2 separate regions of the Homo sapiens genome follow, and region 2 is linked to region 1. Evidence: chromatin loops called from intact Hi-C (ENCODE). Cell type or tissue: OCI-LY7. All regions are shown on one strand. Links, peaks and the distances in the headings refer to the core of each region. The heading gives the core; the rest is flanking DNA.

Region 1 (8,971 bases), core at 2,362-4,861:
GATAAAATGTGCCAGCAGTTAAAAGATACAAACCTGACCAATCGTCCTTTTCAGAAAAGAGATGTTCACGGAACAAAAGTACTATTCAGAAGTGCTGGATGGCGTTTGTGTCTGAGACAGAAAGGAAACGAAGAGCGAGAAGATGAAGAAGGAGGGAGGGGGAGCGGCGGGGAGCGGGGGAGGAGAAAGGATCAGGAGCTGGAAGGGTTGTCCAGACTCAGTGGGTCCTAACCGAGGCTCCGGAAGGGCAGGACCTGACTCAGACCACACCGCAAGGCCACGGCTGAGTCAGGATGAGAAACCCAGGCTTCTCCAGTGTCGTGTCAGGCTCACCTTACTTCTGACAGCTGCCCTCAGCTACGACTTGAATTATTTGTGTTTCAGAAACATGGAGCTGAAATTCTGCCAGCATGAATTCCAGTTGGTATTTCTTTCCTTTTCTTCTGACCCTAAGCTGAACAATCCTATCATGAAACTTAGTAATATAAATAAAATGATCATTAAAAAAGAAAGAAAGCCTGTAATCCTGGCATTTTGGGAGCCTGAGGCAGGAGGATTGCTTGAGCCCAAGAGTTCAAGACCAGCCTAGGCAACAAAGCGAGATCTTGTCTTGACAAAAAAATTTTAAAAAATAGCCGGGTGTGGTGGTGCATGCCTGCAGTCCCAGCTACTCAGGAGGCTGAAGTGGAAGGATCACTTGAGCCCACGAGGTCAAGGCTGCAGTGAGCTGTGTTTGCACCACTGCACTCCAGCCTGGGCAACAGAGTGAGACCCTGTCTCAAAAAAAAAAAAAAAAAAAAAAAAGAGAGAGAGAGAGAGAAAACAAAAAATCTGGGAATTTAGAACGTTCTCAACGAGATCTTTTTGAGGAATCTAGATTCAGAGTAAAAACACTTTGCTCTGATAATAGAAATAAGAAAATAATAGGTGATATTTTTGAAACTTGCCATGTGCCAGTGCTAATCAAAATATTATAGGCAACATTTTCTAATTACCAGAAAAGGCAGGAATTATTATCCCCCTTTGACAGGTGAGGAAATTGAAGCTCAAAGAAGCTAAAGCCCTTTGCTGTCAAAGCTCACACTGCTAGTAAAAGGAAAGGCAAGGCTCAAACCCCAGTCTACTCACGGTGCCACCTGCTGTGGCTTAAAACCCACATGTGACCAGCCGGCTGCGCTTGAAGGTGACCAACTTGCAGGTGTGACAGGGAAGTGTGCGCAGCAGTGTTAGGAAAGCTTCAGAAATGGCGTACCCCTGAGTGATGCAACAGACTCTGAGCCAAGGTCCCCCTGAGCTCAGCCAGACAGGATAATGGGGGAACAGGCAGAACTGCGAAAAAGTAGAATCAAAGCCCCATGTTGGAGAGAGCTGAGGATATTCCCCTGGAGAACACAGCCTCATACGGATGTCATCCTGTTGTGACACCCTCTGTGAGAGGCAGACTGGGATGGCCAGTAAGCACCTAGGTACTAGTCCCAACACTGCCACTATTGAGCTGTGTGACCTTGGGAAATTGTCTCACTCTCTCTGTATCTCTATAAAATGGGGATAATAAGAGTATCCACCTGGTACAGTGGTTGTGAGTATTACATGAGTTAATAATTTAAAATCCAGAGTCAATACTCAGTAAATGTTAGCCGTTATAGTTATCCCATATTGCAGTTCCTCTTTGGTGCTGTGATCTATACACATCTGGAGCACATGCTTAGGTATGGCAGGCAGAAAGAGGACCACAGGCACCAGTATCCATATGTATGCATGTGTGCATGTAGATCACGAAAGAGCTCCCTCCCCGTCTAGAATGGCTGTCACAAGATCCTGGAGGATGGAGACTCTGGGGTCAGGCAGGACTTGGGGAACGTTTGACGTGCAAGGCTCTGTGTTCTGCTCAGCAGCCTCCACTCATTCCCCAGATGAGCCCATGGCTTCTGTGACATCCATGGCCCCCATTCGGTACATATTTGCTGTTGTGAACCAGGCCCTGTGCTGGGCACTAAGGTGACATTGGTGACTGCTCCAGACACAGTTCCTGCCTTCATGGAGCTCACAGTCTTGCTGGGAAAACAGGCGAGTGACAAATGTGATATTTTGATGAACAGGCAGGTTCTGTGTGCTGGTGGGGAGTTGGGTTGGAGGGGAGCATCTGAGAAGCCCTCACTTAGGAAGTGACACAAGCTAGATCCTGAAGTTTGGGATGTCAGCCAGGTAAACAGTAGGGTGAGGGAGGAAGACAGTTTTTCAAGCAGTGGGAAGAGCATAATAAAAGGCACTCTTTATTGAGCACTTATTATATATGGGGTCATCCTGAGCACTTTACATGCATAATCTCATTCAATTCATATAACAGTCCAATCACAAGCACAATTGGGAAACTGAGGCTCAGAGATTGGTCCAAGATTCCAGGAGTAGTCATTGTTGAGTCAGCACTAGAACTCGGGTTGTCTGACTCCTAGGTTGCAAACAGGACAGAGCATGTGGTGTTTAAGGAACGGAAAGAGGTTTGGTATGACTGGAGTGCGCATGAAAAGAGGAGAGTGGAGAGGGCCTGGCAGCCTTGTTAAGAAGTTTGCATAGCTTCTGAGAACAATGGGCAGATTTGAAGGTTAAAACCCTTCAGGCAAGTCATTGATCAGAATTTTCTTTCAGCTGCTATGTGGAGGGCAGACTATTATTTGGACAAGTCAACGACATTGGAGATGGGGACCAGCCAGCAGGCTACAGCAATAGTCCAAATGAGAGAAGAGAGTGCTTGGACTAAGGCAGTAGCAATGGGGATGGAGAGAAATGAGCAGATTCAATGGATATTTAGGACAGAGATGCAGTGACCTTGAGCAAACGCTTGCCATAAGGCAGGCCTTTTTCCGTGGTGACATGTAGAGGCACAAACTTTCTAAGCAGTGAAGATGGTGGAGCCCCTGCTTCCCGCTAATTTAAATTCCAGAGAAGGCCGGGCGCAGTGGCTCACGCCTGTAATCCCAGCACTTTGGGAGGCCAAGACAGGTGGATTGCTTGAGCTCATGAGTTTGAGACCAGCCTGGACAACATGGTGAAATCCCATCTCTACAAAAAATACAAAAATTAACCAGGCATGGCGGTTCATGCCTGTAGCCCCAGCTACTCCGAGGCTGAGCTGGGAGGATGGCTTGAGCCCAGGAGGCAGAGGTTGCAGTGAGCTGAGATCACACCTCTGCACTCCAGCCTGGGCGGTAGAGCCAGACCTTGTCTCAAAAAAAAAAAAAAAAAAAATTCCAGCAAAAATTATAAAATCACAACACTCTCCTTTTCCTAAAGCACCAAAAAGATTTCAAAAGCATTTTTCCATCTTCTATTTTATGTAAGTCTAAGAGAAAGATGTGACTATAATCTCCACAGATGTGAGAAGTGACCTACCCAAGGTCACATGGCTGACAGAAAGATCTAGAATCTAACTCCAGCTCTAGTGCTCTCTGGTACACCACAGAGTGTCAGAGCCCAAAAGAACCTCAAAAATCGTCTGCTCCAATTTCCACATTTTAATATGCGGAAAACAAGGCCCAGAGAGAAGTGACTTGGCCAAGGTCACACAGCAAGTAAAGGCTTAGAGTAGAACCAAGGACTCTACTCCCAGAAAGGTTTATATCAAGGCATTTGGACCATGGAGGTGAGAAAGGACCAGATTAATCCCCACTAGCAATGGTCCAGCCTCCCCCTCCCTGACTGAATGCTGCTGAAGAAGTGAGACTTCAGCTAATGGTCAGCCCACCTGGGCACTGCCACCTCCGACCCAGTTACAAGCATACCAAGCTCATGAATGGCCGGTACACACTGCCCTGCTACCCTACCCCTCTTGTTCCTAACCCTGGACAGCAACTAAGCTGTCCTGGGTCGATGGTGCCACCTGGTGGCTGGTGCTGGGAAGTGTCTGACTCCCTCATCACTTTCGTCCTCCACTGTTCAGTCCCTCAAGAGGCTATGCCTTTCTTTCTGCCTATTTCCTCTCATAGATCAGTTAATTTTGCTACAAGCAATGTGTTTCTCACACATACCTTCTCTCACACCTTTTATCCTTCTTCCTCTCTCAATTTTTCTCAAATTACCTTAAGACATTCTCTTGTTCTCCCTCTCCCACAGTTTATTCTAACACAGGGATAAAATGCCCCAAGGAAGGACTAACACAAATGTTAATTTGTACTAATAAAAATGAAAACTAGAAATTTCAAAGTAAAATTAAACACATGCGGGCACACACACACCTCGCCCCCACCCCCCAACCCTCCCACACACACACATGAGTCAACCAGAAACATTCCAGAAACACCCAGAAGCCCCTGTGGAATCAGAACAAAAATCTCCCCTTTGTCAACTGTCTTTTAGACCTGCTTTTCCTCAAATGCCAGGAGTCAAGATAAATACCAAACCCACTTCTTTATTTTATTTTGTTTCATTCCCAATCAATAGCATTGCTAGGTTTTCTTCCCATCAAAAATATGCCCCAGATGGGGTCTCCAGGTGGCTGCAGGCTAGTACAGAGCTAAGCTGGATGGGGAGAATAGGCAGGGTTCTGAAACACTCACTCCCCAGGCTCTCGGGTGGCACGAGCTGGCTGCTGCTGGCACAGAAGAAAGCCTGCTGGAGGGAAATCAGACCTCAAGCCCTACCAACAATCTGCTGGGAAGGGGAGAAGGCTCGGTAGCTATGTCTTTCCGTGGGAGCTCAACCTGGGATAGAAGCAAGAAGCACTACATACATATCCCAATCGGCTAGTGGAGGATTTCCAAAACCCAGTGTGTCTTGTCACTCCCTCCTCAGCTCAAAGACCTGCCATGGCTCCCACTGTCTTAAGGAGCTAAGAACAGGAGAAATGACTGATGACACCTTTCTTTTAACTGAAACCACTTAATTGCTCACCTTATCTATATGAGTGATAAGTAGGCAAGTTCAGACTTTGCAGCAGCCTGAAGCAGAAATTTTCAAAGTGTAGTCCAGGGAGCCCTGCCAGGGTTGGAAGAAGGGGTCCCCAAGATACTTTCAGGTGATCTGTGAGGACAAAATTATTTTCATTGTTTTTTTATTTTACTTTAAGTTCTGGGATACACGTGCAGAATGTGCAGGTTTGTTACACAGGTATACATGTGCCATAGTGGTTTGCTGCACCTGTTATTTTCATATTAATGCTAATGTGTGATTTGTCTTCTTCACTCTCATTCTCTCACGAGTCTACAGTGGAGGTTTTCAGAAGCTGTAAGATGTGTTCCATCACAACGGAGTGAATACAGCAGCAGCTATGAGAGTCCAGCTGTTTTCTATTAAGCCAGACACTAAAGGGATCTGCAGAACTGTAAGCCAATGCCATTCATACTAAATTTTGGGTTTGGAAGATTCGGTTCTTTCTTATTTCAAAAATATTATTTATGTTACTTGTTTGTTACTGTTATTTTTAATAAATAAATATTTTAAACTTTCATCCATTTTAATTAACCCTCATAAACTAAAGCTCCTTGAAGTCCTTGATAATTTTTAAGAGTTTAAAGGGACCCAGGACCAAACATTTGAGAACTGCTGCCCTACAATAATGCCAAGAGGACTTGAGATGGAACCAGGAGAAACTCAAAATTTTGGTGCCAGAAAAAAACCTCAGCAATTCATTGATCTCCTGTTTTAGATGGAAAAACTGAGGCCCAGACAGAGAAAGGGACAGGAAGAAGGGACACAGCAGGGGCAGGGGTTTGAAGCCTTGTAAATTCTCTGACCCACAGGCTATGCAGCCAGGGATTAAACCATATTCCCAAGCCAGAGAGAAAGGACTGTGGGATTCTCTTCCCCATGGGGCAGCAGGGCATGCAGGGTGGAGAAAGCCAAGGCCATTTCACCTCAAGTTCCAGACCGCCTTGGCAGGGGACTGCCCACAGCAGATGAGACTATATCCCCCTCCATCGGCCCCACCACTCTTTTACTGGTTGGCCCCCAAACTGATTCCCTGAACTGAGATCCCCACATGGCAGCACCCTGCCCTCTCCCATACCCCCAGGGCTCTCCCGAACACCAGTACACCACCCCATGGGAAAAGGAACTGGGGGTAAGAGGAGGGGGAGGGGCTGGGGCAAACCAGGTGCACAAACAGAGAGGGTGGGGGTTCAGCGGCGTTGGCTCTCACGGGGGCTCTCGCTCACTGAATCAAAGTGAAACTTGGGGACCCAGGAGCGAGGAGGAACCGAAACCTGAGCCCCCACCCGTGGGACAGGCCCTGGGCACTAGGGAAAGGCCCCAGGAGCCCCTCCAATTGGCCACCTGGCCTCAGATGCCCTGCGTTACCACAGAGGCCTCCAGCAGTTGTCTATCTGGGTCTCAGCTGAGGTGCCCACAGCTACAAGATCAGGACAGAGATCACAGGGGAGAGTGGCCCGCCAGGCAGGGAGATGGAAACCAGGTCCTCACCATCTCTGCCACTAACTGCCCCCTGCATACCCTTGGGCCAAGCCTGCGCCCTCTGTGCCTGGACTACCCTACCTGCAGGGTATAGAGCACATGACCTGCCAAGGAGTGTGGCTGCTTGGCCACTGCCCTAAGTTCTTGCCTCCGCTACCCTACCCACCTCTGGCCTGTAAGCCTGACTACCCACTTCCCTGACCACACACATACACGCACGCACACTCGGCCCCACCGGCCAGTTCCAGGATCTGCCTCCCATTAGCTTCAGCTGCCACAGGCAGAGACTGAGCCAAACTGGTTTCTTTAGAGTTCATGCTAAGACTCCAGAAGCTCAAAGACCTTCAGGCCAAGGAAAACAGAGCACAAGTGCCGAGAGCAACTTGAGCGGGGAGCGCATGAGAACTCGGGCCCAGCAGCCCCAGATGACTGTTGCCTTGTGGGTTGCCAGGCTGCCAGCTGCCCCAGGGTTGCCAGATCTGATTTTTCTTCCCCAAAGAAGCCAGGCATCCATCCATACATGAAATTTCCTGATTTTGCAATGTTGGTAACTAATTCAAAATCATCATCAATACAGGGCAAGCCAAGGAAAGCATGGCTACCAGGCTGCCAATTCCCCCCTGGGTTCTACGTGATGCCCCCACCACGACCACACCCCAGCAGAACCTTGGTCCTGACTCCTTCCTAGACAAAAAGAGAACTCAGGTAACAACCCACCTCTCTACATGAGGGGACATGTAGACACCTCTCTACATCCAGGGGACAGCACACAGAGGGCCAGGGAGGGGACCTGCCCTTGGAAAGCCCCAGCAGAGGCCAAGACAAAATGGTGGTAACCTCCTTCCTGCCCCCAAAGCCACACTGGGAAAAGGAGATGGAGAGGCTGCCTGTTCACCCATACTCCACACTGGACCCTAAAGAATCCTTGGGTCTCAGCCAGTTGTGAAGGACCAATGACCCAACACTGGAAATCCCCACAGGGGAGTGGGCTGGTTCCAGAAAGCCAGGCCAGGTCCAGGCTCAAGGACAGCATTCCAGGTGGCAGGCCCTGAGTGGGCAATGGCCTGGAGACGGGAAGCTGAGCCAACACACAGGGACTGGAGGCACAGGAGGAATGAGCAGGAGGAAAGGGAGGCCCGCGAGAGAAGGGCAGGGCTTCTCTCAAGAACTGAGGTCAGTGCGGGGGGACGTGTGGGCAGCACCCCATGGGGAGATAAGACTGATGGGGCTGGCTGTCAACAGTGGGGATGGCGGACGGCCCTGTGAGAATGGAGGAAAGGAGGGAGAGGAAAACTGAATTTATCACATCGAAAGGCAAGGGATGCCAAGGATTTTCCACAGAGCCATCCTCTCTCTCTAGGTTTTGGGGGTTTTGCTGTGTGATCTGGGCAGACCGCCTCTCTTCTCTGAGCCTGTTTTCCCATGCGAATGACGGAGCGGGGCGTCTCAGGTGCTCTCCAAGGCCCTTCCAGCTCCCATGGGGGAGTCTCGAGGTCCAGGCTGGTGGCCCCAACAACCCCTCAGACGCCCAGCCCTCCCAGGCCCAGGGTGCTACCCTCTGCCCCCACCCTGGAGGCCTCCACCCCCCTGTGCTCCCTGTGCCTCTCTTCAGGGAAAACTGGGGCCTGACCCTTTTCTTCTGCCATGAAGCAGGCTGGGAGACTCAGCTTCCTAAAGGCAAAGGAGGAGGAAAGTGAGTGGCCCTTCATTCTGCAGCCGACACCTGGGGGCACTGTTGTTCAGCCTGGATGCCCCGGGCTCCCGGCTGCAGGCAATCGGCTTCTTCAGTACTATGGAATCGCTCCGTGGCTCCACAGCTCCAAACAGGAAGGTGGTGGTGGGCGAACCAGCCAGTTCCAGCTGCCAACAGGACCGTGGCTAAAGCCTGCTGCCCTCTGCCATGACGGGCCTCACGTCCTCAAACATAGGCCTCTCCGTGGCCATCTACTCAGCATTGACTACAGCCAGGCCCTGGGGCCACGCCCTTGGCAGCTGTCACTTCACTTCATTTTATTCTCACTGTAACCCACAAGGCTTGCGTCAACTCTATTCGCCAGATAACAAAATGGAGGTGCAGAGAGATTAAGTAACTCGCTACAAGAAGTCCTCAAACCATTTCATCCCTGCCCATGAGCCTGTGCCTTTGACTCAACACCTTATTTGGGGCTCTCCAGGGATCAGAGATCTGTGAACTCTCAATCCCACAGGGGCTGCCTATTACTCCTGACTCAGGAATCCTGAGCTTTTCCACATACCCATCCCTTCTGGGAGCTCTGAGAGGGCTCTCCCCACTTCCTGCTTCTGTTTTCTGCCCTCATCCCGGGAGCAGCAGACAGCATCTATGCATCCAGGGAAGGAAAAGGGTCCTAGGAGAGAAAAGACCAGGACCTGCCCATGTCAGAGGGGCCCAGGGCCCCAGCACGGTCTGTGAGCTTCTGAAGCCCCTTCCCTCTGGCCATAGCTCCCGTGGAGGTCTGCTGGGCAGGGCTGAGGGGGCGTCCAGCCTGAAAGAGACAGGGGAAGAGGGGATTTGGGGAGAGAGAGAGATAGCAAGAGAGAAAGGAAA
Region 2 (8,971 bases), core at 3,632-6,131, 200 kb after region 1:
GCCATTATTACTTCCTTTATGTTGGATTTGGATAGTTTAGATTGTAAGCTTCTAAAGGGCAAATAATACATCTTTTCAACTGTGGTCTTGACTAGCAGTCCCAAACCTTTTTGACACCAAGGACCAGTTTCATGGAAGAAAATTTTTCCATGGACAGGGGTCGGGGGATAGTTTCGAGATGAAACTGTTCCACCTCAGATCATCAGACATTAGATTATCATAAGGAGCATACAACCTAGATCCCTCGCATGTGCAGTTCACAATAGGGTTCATGCTCCTATGAGAATCTAATGCAGCAGCTGATTTGACAGGAGGCGGAGCTCAGGCTCTAATTCTGACTAGCCTGCCGGCTGCTCACCTCCTGCTGTGTGGCCCAGTTCCTAACAGGCCACGAACTGGTACTGATTGTTCCCCAGAGTTTGGGGACCCCTTGTCTTGACAGTATCATGCACAGGTAGGTACTTTTAAGCTGTTTGATATTATTGTTTCTACTTCGGGAGATGGGAAGATAAATGGAATAAAATGAGCAAAGTGGCAGTGCCATTAAAGATCTGTGGATATCTGATTTCTCACAGAATTCACAGAATTACCCTTCATTAAAAGATGCAAATGGCAGTTTTATGAAGTCTTTTTGCCCTGTTTTGTGTTGGGTGTTCAGTACAGATGCAATTTTTTTTTTTTTAAATTTTCGATACAGGGTTGGTTGAATCCACTGTTGTGGAACCCATGGGTATGAAGGCCCGACTGTGCTGGGTTAAAAGGTCTTTTCTGTTAGAACTTAAAAATACTATCCTACTTCCTTTTGTCCTCTGTGGTTTCCGATGACAAATTCTCAGTTATTCTAATTTTGTTACTTTGTGAGTAATGCAAGTGAAACTTAAGAATTTGAAAATTTGAGTTTTCAGCCATTATTTACTCAAATGCTTTTTCTTTCTCCACTATACTCTTCTTCCCTTCTGGAACTTGAGGAAATGAATATTAGACCTCTTGATAACTATTGTCCTGTAAGTCCTTGAGGTTTTTTATTTTTATTTTTATTTTTTTGTTTTAAGAGACAGGGTCTCATTCTGTCTCCCAGCGTGAAGTGCAGTGGTGTGATCACAACTCACTGCTGCCTCAAAATTGGCTCAAGCAATCCTCCTGCCTCCACCTTCAGAATAGCTGGAACTACAGATGTGTGCCATCATGCCTGACTAATTTTTTTTATCTTATTTTTTATAGTGCCAAGATTTCACTATGTTGCCCCAGTCTGGTCTCGAACTCCTGGGCTCAAGTGATCCTCCCACCTCAGCCTCCCAGAGTGCTGGAATTAGGTGTGAGACACCATGCCCAGCCCCTGAGGTTGGTCTCTCCTCTCATCTTCTCTCCCCCTACCCCTCCCCCCTTCCTTCCCCCTCCCCCCTCTCCCCACCCCTCCTTATTACCCTCCCCCCTCACCTCCCCCTACCCTCCCCCCTCACCTCCCCTACCCTCCCCATCTCACCTCCCTTCCCTTCCCCCGCCCCTCCCCCTCCTTTCCCCTCCCCCTCCCCTTCCTCCCCTCCCCTCCCTCTCCTCCCCTATCTCACCTCCCCTCCCTTCCCCCACCCCTCCCCCTCCCTTCCTCACCCCTCCCCTTCCTCACCCCTCTCTTCCCCCTCCCTCCTTTCCCCTCCCCCTCTCTTCCTCACCCCTCCCTTCCCCCTCCCTCCCCTCCCCTTCCCCTCCCCTCTCCTCCCCTCTTCCCTCTCCCCTCCCCTTCTCTTTCCCCCTCCTCTCCCTTCTCCTCTCCCCTCCCCCTCCCTTCTCCCCTCGCCCCTCCCTTCTCTCCTCCCCTCTCCCCTCCCCTCCCCTCTCTCCTCCCATCTCCTCCCCTCTCCCCACTCCTTCCTTTCTTCATTTTTTTCCCATCTCTCAGATTTAATATTTTCTATAAATCTGTCAGCTATCTAGCCTGTCTAATGAGATTTTCATTTTGGTTATTATATTTTTCAGTTTCTAAATTTTGCATTTGATTTTTCTTTATATCTTCTATTTTTTGAGGTGGCTTTCCATCTTTGTTCATCCAAGAGTGTTTGCCCTTGTTGGAACATTTTTATAATAGTGGCTTTAAAGTCTTGGTCAGATAAATCCATCATCTGCATTATTTCAGTGTTGGCATCTGTTGTTTTTTTCTCATTGAGGTTTTCCTGATTCTTCATTTGTCAAATTATTTTGGGCTGTATCCTGGACAATTTAAGTGTCATATTTTGAGACCTTTTGTCTTGGTTTAATGCTGTGATGAATGTTGAATTCTTTTCCCCCGCTGAGACTGAGTTTTGCACTTGTTGCCCAGGCTGGAGTGCAACAGCGTGGTCTCGGCTCACTGCAACCTCTGCTTCCTGGGCTCAAGCGATTCTCCTGCGTCAGTCTCCCAAGTAGCTAGGATTACAGGTGCACACTACCACACCCAGCTAATTTTTTCTATTTTTAGTAGAGACGCGGTTTCACCATGTTGACCAGGCTGGTCTCGAACTCCTGACCTCAGGTGATCTGCCTGCCTTGGCCTCCCAAAGTGCTGGGATTACAGGCATGAGCCACCACGCCCAGCTGATTTTTTTTTTTAATAGGCAATTTGGTTGGGTTCATTCAGGTTGAAAGTTCTAAACAGCCTTCTGTAGGCTGTAGTTCCAATGCCAGTTTCCTTTACAAAACCTTTGCAGTCTTACTCAGAACTGTCCAGTGTGTGTGCCAAACATTGGACTGTCTGGGAACTGAGTAGTTGTCTACTCCATAGTTTAGCTCTCAGAGTCTGTGGTATGTTATTTTAGGATCAACCTTATGCAGGCATAGTTTGGAAGGGTGAGCACAAACTTCATGGGGCCACTTTCCTATGCTTCTCCTTCTTCATAATCTCTCTGGTACTTTTTGGTTGCCTAATCCTCCCCTCTTTATACTTCCAGCTACAGAGCTGGAGCTTGCTTTAGTTACTCTCTTCTGCTGCACATTTCTTGCAGCTGTGCCCATACTGGGGCCAAGTAGCAAGAAGACAGAGAAAAAAATAAGCAAAAAGAATTCTTGCTACCCTCTTGATGATGAAGGTTTGTTCCCTCAGAGTTTTAGACTTCTGCAGACCCCACTGCTGCTGCTGTCACTGCTTCCACCACCATCTTGTTTGCTCAGGGGCTGGGTATGGAGGATGTTGAAAAGAATAAAAAAAATGCCTAGGGAATTTTCTTCATTCTATCTAAGTATTAGGAGATTCTGTTCCTGCTCCTCAAGCTAGAACTAGAGGCTTCTCCTGGAGTTCTCTTTGTCTATCCCTGAGTGCCTGCTTCCAGATTTCAGCTGCTTTGAGTCTAGGGCAGGAGATACTAAAGGGGGAAAAATACTAAATCATCTGTTTGATATTAATATGAATTCTTATTTTATTCCCCAGTCTGCCTTAACTAGCTGCTTTATGCATCATCCAGGTTTTCTGGATTCAGTGGAAAAGACAAGGTAGTGTGTGCTTATTCCATCTTACTTGGAATTGGAACTCCTGGTATATTTGGAAATCAACAAAAATGTTAAAACGTAAGAAACAATTGTAACTCTAATGTATGGGTTTCCCCATATTCTTTGTTTTATGCTTCATGTTGTTTAAGAATACATGCATTAGGCTGGGCACGGTGGCTCACGCCTGTAAATCCCAGCACTTTGGGAGGCTGAGGCGGGTGGATCACCTGAAGTCAGGAGTTCGAGACCAGCCTGACCAACATGGAAAAACCCTGTCTCTACTAAAAAAAAATACCAAATTAGCTGGGCGTGGTGGTGCTTGCCTGTAATCCCAGCTACTTGGGTGGCTGAGGTGGGAGAATTGCTTGAACCCGGGAGGCGGAGGTTGCGGTGAGCCGAGATCGCGCCATTGCACTCCAGCCTGGGCATCAAGAGCAAAACTCCGTCTCAAAAAAAAAAAAAAAGAATACATGCATTAGAACCCACACAAGGAAACTGTCCCGTTTCAGGGTACACCTTTTATGGGTGCAACTAAATGTGCAAATTTAGTAAAACATTTTGGGCACTTGAAGCTATTGCAACTTTTGCTGCCTCAGAGAAGCAGGATAATTAAATTTTTGCCTATGGAAAAAGTAATTTTACCTTAGTTTTATGTCTTTTCTAATTTGTCATAAGATTCTAGGCCAAAGATCTAATAACCATTTTCTAGGAAGTTTCTTTTTGTTTGTTGTACTTATTTGAAGTGCATTAGGTTTCTCTTCTTTTTAATCACCAGTATATTGTTTTGAAAGTATATTGAACATTTTTTGTCATATTTTTTCTCCTTTCTCTTTTATATTTCTTACCTTTTTGTACTTTTTGTTTTTTACACTGTATTTCTTTATTTTAGATTCTTCACCCCTACTCTCCATGTCCCCTACTCCCACCCCACTAAAATGGTGGATAGGATTTATGTAGGGGTGCTGCTCTGAGAGTTTGAACTCTGATTGAGAGACTAATCCCCACCCCCGAAGGCTGTCTGCATCAGCTGTCCCCCTGGCTAATTAGAATTCCAAAGGGCATTAATAACCATTTAAATTAATCCGATTATACCTGCAGTTGCTAAAGGTAAGGTTCAGGCTGTTTAACCCTCTGTTAATGAACGCAAACATGAATCAAAACTGGGTAGGAATTTTACAGTTTATTTTCATTTCTGCCCAAAGGAAGAAAACCATTTCACCTGCTCTTTGTAGCAGTCTAGTTTACAACAATGCAAGGAAGCCTTGCCATTAATTCAGCCTTCATTAAAAGACCAAAGCTAAATTGCTCCATCTTGTGAAAATGCATTTGCATTGTTTGTGAAAGTCCTTTGGGGGCAGAGCTGTAGAAAACCGCCTAACAGCAAATAATCCTTTAGTTAAATGCAAAAGTGTTATAAAGAGCTAAAAATTCTCTTTCTAGCAACTAATGTTGCAATGATAATTTGACAGTAGTGGTCTCCCAAGGGGCATTAAACAGGTGGAAAAAGAGCTACCATTTCAGAACTTTAGTTAAAAAGGAGTGGAAATTGAATGACCAGTATTAAGAGTCAGAAGAAAGTCTATAGGGTTATGTAGTCCAGTTTCTCTCATATAGGAATTTTTTCTCCAACATAGTGGACATGGTTACCTAGTTTCTTTGTAAACATCTCAGTAACAGCAAGTGTTAATAAGGCAGCCCATCTCATAATCAGATAACTTGTTATTGTCAGAGAATCCTGATCTGAAATTAGTAACTATTATTTTTCTTTCATTTTACCCTTTGAGCCATATTGAATTATTTCAGTATAGCTCATTGCCCTCATTCCTATTCCCTGACCTCTCCATATTTTCTTCTTTAGATCAGGTGTGTATTACAGGAGATTTTTGAAATGTAGAAATATATGGAAGAATAAAATGTTCAGTAAACATGATTGTAAGACAGCACTTTTCATACATGGTTGAAGTTGAAAAATTTTAAAGCAAGAAAAGGACCAGAAGAAATATCTTTCCATGTAATTGGCTATTTCTTGAAGAGTTATTCTTTTTGCTGTTAATGTGTGTGTCACCTATGGAAAAGTCTAGATTCAATAACTAAGTCAGAAAAATTGGTTTGAGAAAAAGACATCTACTGGAATCTGTACGGCAGTCCTTCAACAAAGATATCTATTAGTCGATAGATGTCATCCCCAACACCTGTCTACAATGACTCATGTCTTTTCCTGATTACCACTTATAGATTTTTCCCTTTTTAAAAAAACTTTACACAAAATGTAAACTTCATACATTGGGATTATTCTTTAGTCTGGATCTTTTCTTTGAATGAAATAAGCTTTGGGATGCTTATTTAGATGTTCAATGGAACAGTGTGGAGAACAGTAATTGTGTTTGGGCTAAAGAATTAATCCATTTAGTCATGGGAAGCACTACTTAGCTTTCCATAGCAGCTGAATTGTGGTGCAACTTTGGGGCTATTTTAGGATTTTAACCTCAAATAGAAATGAAAGTTTATTTGTATTGATGAACATATGCTTTTGAATAATGAGCCATTGACTTGATTTCAATGAAAGTGAAATTGTTTTTCAATTCAGTTATTTTATGTTTGAACATGAATTGAAAGCTACATCTTTGTATTGCTGAAATTTAAAAAAAATCAATAACTTTAACATTTTAACAGAAAGTGTTTTAATAAGCAATTATTAGGGTGGCTTCAGAAGGGTATTGTAGCTTTAAAAATTTCTGACGGTTATTAGTACACTTTTGTACTGTGTAAATCAGACATTGGAATAAAATTACTTTTATTAACTAAAATTCTCCTACAATAGGAAATTTTACTGCATTTTGACATCTAGCAGGCCAAAGAAAGATGTTCAGAAAGTCTTATTTCTGTCTCAGACCAATAATTATCCCATATTTTGTATAAAACATTCTTTAAAATTGTTAGTTTAGATGATCACACAAAAGTAACTTTTCCAAGGGATGTAAGTTGCCTGCCACTGTACTACAGTCTGGCAGGTTCTACAGCCTGGAGAAAAATCTAGTAGCCTTTTAAAAAAAAAAAATTGTGTTAATAATAGCCTGTTTATGTTGTTGGATTTTCTGCTGTTTCATGTACAATTTTATATGAGCTACCAATTAATGCAGTTTATATGCAGTTTCTATCCTCAGCAAGGAATGAGGTGGTAATCCTGCCCTGCTCTTACTACAAAAGCTGGGCACATATCTACCAAGGAAAAATTTGTCCGCCTTCAGGAATTTCTTTCTCCCTCTTTCCTAATCAGTGCAAATCCATCAGTCACCTGAAGTCTCATCTCCTCCATGAAGCTTGTCCTGTGTGACCCTTGTAACCTGATATCCTCATCTTTAAAATTATTATTTGAATGCCTCATCCCTTTCCCTCTTACAGCGTTTTCATTATGATTTTCAGGTTCACACTCAAACTCAGACATTGCTGATGTTCTTTGAACTCCTCTCTGGCACTTAACTTGCCTATCCCACACAATTAAGCACTCTGACCAATTTTGTAGTTAGGGTGAAGTTTTCATACAAATGTGGATATATTGAAGACAAACTCTAAAAAATTGGGTACTTGCTATGCTAGGATAGTGGCCTTTAATATATTAAAGAATATTTCTCTTTTTGAGTTAGCATTTTTAATAGAAAATTAGATAATGGTTAAAACTCAAATTGGAGTACTTGATTCCTGGTGATTTAAGAGATGATACAGAGGTCCTATAAGAGACTTTAGAGCTTACTTACATATCGTAAGTGGTAGGTCAATGTAGAGTTAAGTAGCAACGGCCTTGCAACTCAAGAGCAAGACTGTTAGATAATATAGGTAGAGAATCAAGCAGGATGAAGCAGTGTATTTAGTATAGGGAATGGAATTATTTGGAGTAATGGTACTGGGAAAACATGTCTGAACAGATAATAGAGAGTGTGTGGGGTTAAGACAGACTCTAGTGGCACTGGGAGGATTGGGATAGAGCTTGGTGTTGCACAGATATTGTGCCTTAAGCTTAAGTGATGTATTGATGATTTTCATGGAGCATTTATTCTTTTTAAAGGGAAGATTTATTTGGGTGTTGTCCTGGTTAACTTCAGGAAGGCTTCTGTGTGAAATTATGCTGGAATTCGTTTTAAGGATGTAAATCCTATAAATCCACAGCTTGGGTGACAAATTGAATCTCTAACAAATAGAAGGAATTTAAGAGAAAAATCCTGTTGTCAAAGAATAGCTGATATTACAAACAGTTATTATATATACAAATTCTCTATCCAAAGGATGTCTTTGTATGTTGTTGAGATCATTGTCACTGCTTACTCTCAGGTGGGTATAGCAGAACAAGAACTCAGATTTCTTGGATTCTCTTTTTTCTTTTTTTTTTTTTTTTTGAGATGGGGTCTCACTCTATTGCCCAGGCTAGAGTGCAGTGGTGTGATCTCGGCTCACTGCAACCTCCACCACCCGGGTTCAAGCTATTCTCATGCCTCAGCCTCCCTAGTAGCTAGGATTACAGGCGTGCACCACCACACCTGGCTAATTTTTGTATTTTCAGTGAAGACGGGGTTTTACCATGTTAGCAAGGCTGGTCTTGAACTCCTGACCTCAGGAGATCCGCCCACCTCAGCCTCCCAAAGTGCTGGGATTACAGACGTAAGCCACCGCGTCCAGCCAGATTCTCATATTTTTTGTAACAGCAGATCCCTTATAAGTGCATCCCTTTGCACACCTAAATGCCTAAATCATATTGTTGATAAGTTTAATTCAGCAAATAACTGTTATTTAGCCACTAGGGACGTTGCAGAAGAAACTACAAAATAAAGTTTTTTTTGTTTATTTTCTTCTCATCTCCTTTAGATATATGAAAAATGCTGCTCATTAGCAATGTTTGTGATGTGGTCATGCAAACCAATGTGTTTTGCGTCTAATGTAGCAGTTTAATGAGTGGGAAGATGACTATCCTGGGGTGAATATGAAATGTGGCATGGAAAAGGAAACAATTGCTTGTGAATCCTGGAGAATCTGGTAAAGGGGGAACTTAAATATGTCGAGGAAGGGAAAGGCATTGTAAACCAGAAGAATAGATAGGGAGAACAGTTTGAGCAAATTGTTTTGGGAGGCATATTTAATGTAGTGAAGACTTAATGTAGTAGTGATTTAATGCGAATTAGCTGGAAGAGACACTACCTACAAAGCTCATAATTTAGTCCAAATTCTGAGGAGTAACTTATACTAGGTTGGTAATGGTACTACTGCAAGTAAATAAAATATTGCCAAAATAATTTTGAAATTAGAGTCACCACGATTTAATGACTTGATAAAAATGTTAATGGAGAGAAGAGAGATTGTAAGTTTGTGTGATTTTTTAAAATAATTCAACTACTGATAGCAATAGGGAAGTTGAAAGGAAGGGCCCAGTCCACTTTAGTTTTAGATGTGTAGAGTTTGAATTTTCTGCATTTGATTTTGGTGAAGGAATTATGAGGGTACTTCAAAAAATAAGACTAGAATGTTT

Evidence for each region. Hi-C counts contacts between places; a loop is a spot of excess contacts. Peaks named below come from ENCODE experiments on the same cell type or tissue, not always from the same donor. Only the 100,000 strongest peaks of a DNase experiment are listed, where the experiment ranks them.
Region 2: a loop joins it to region 1, with 2.9 times the contacts of the local background. A loop is called at or near these places in 5 of 110 quality-filtered maps.

The regions. Positions count from the first base shown.
Region 1 is chr9:36,987,883-36,996,853 of GRCh38, forward strand. The region is part of intron 5 of PAX5 (paired box 5); the gene reads right to left. Among named protein-coding and RNA genes, the nearest start is that of PAX5, 42 kb to the right of the region's middle. RefSeq lists enhancers at 5,769-5,818, 7,129-7,288, 7,319-7,378, 7,429-7,498, 8,209-8,368 and 1 more. In OCI-LY7, for the core only: a CTCF peak has its summit at 3,899 (motif pointing left); a DNase peak (open chromatin) is centred at 3,899; H3K27ac peaks cover 419 bases.
Region 2 is chr9:37,187,118-37,196,088 of GRCh38, forward strand. All of the region lies in intron 2 of ZCCHC7 (zinc finger CCHC-type containing 7), which reads left to right. Among named protein-coding and RNA genes, the nearest start is that of ZCCHC7, 71 kb to the left of the region's middle. RefSeq lists enhancers at 1,180-1,259, 2,703-2,922. In OCI-LY7, for the core only: CTCF peaks have their summits at 4,762 and 4,968; a DNase peak (open chromatin) is centred at 4,764; H3K4me3 peaks cover 1,295 bases; H3K27ac peaks cover 2,500 bases.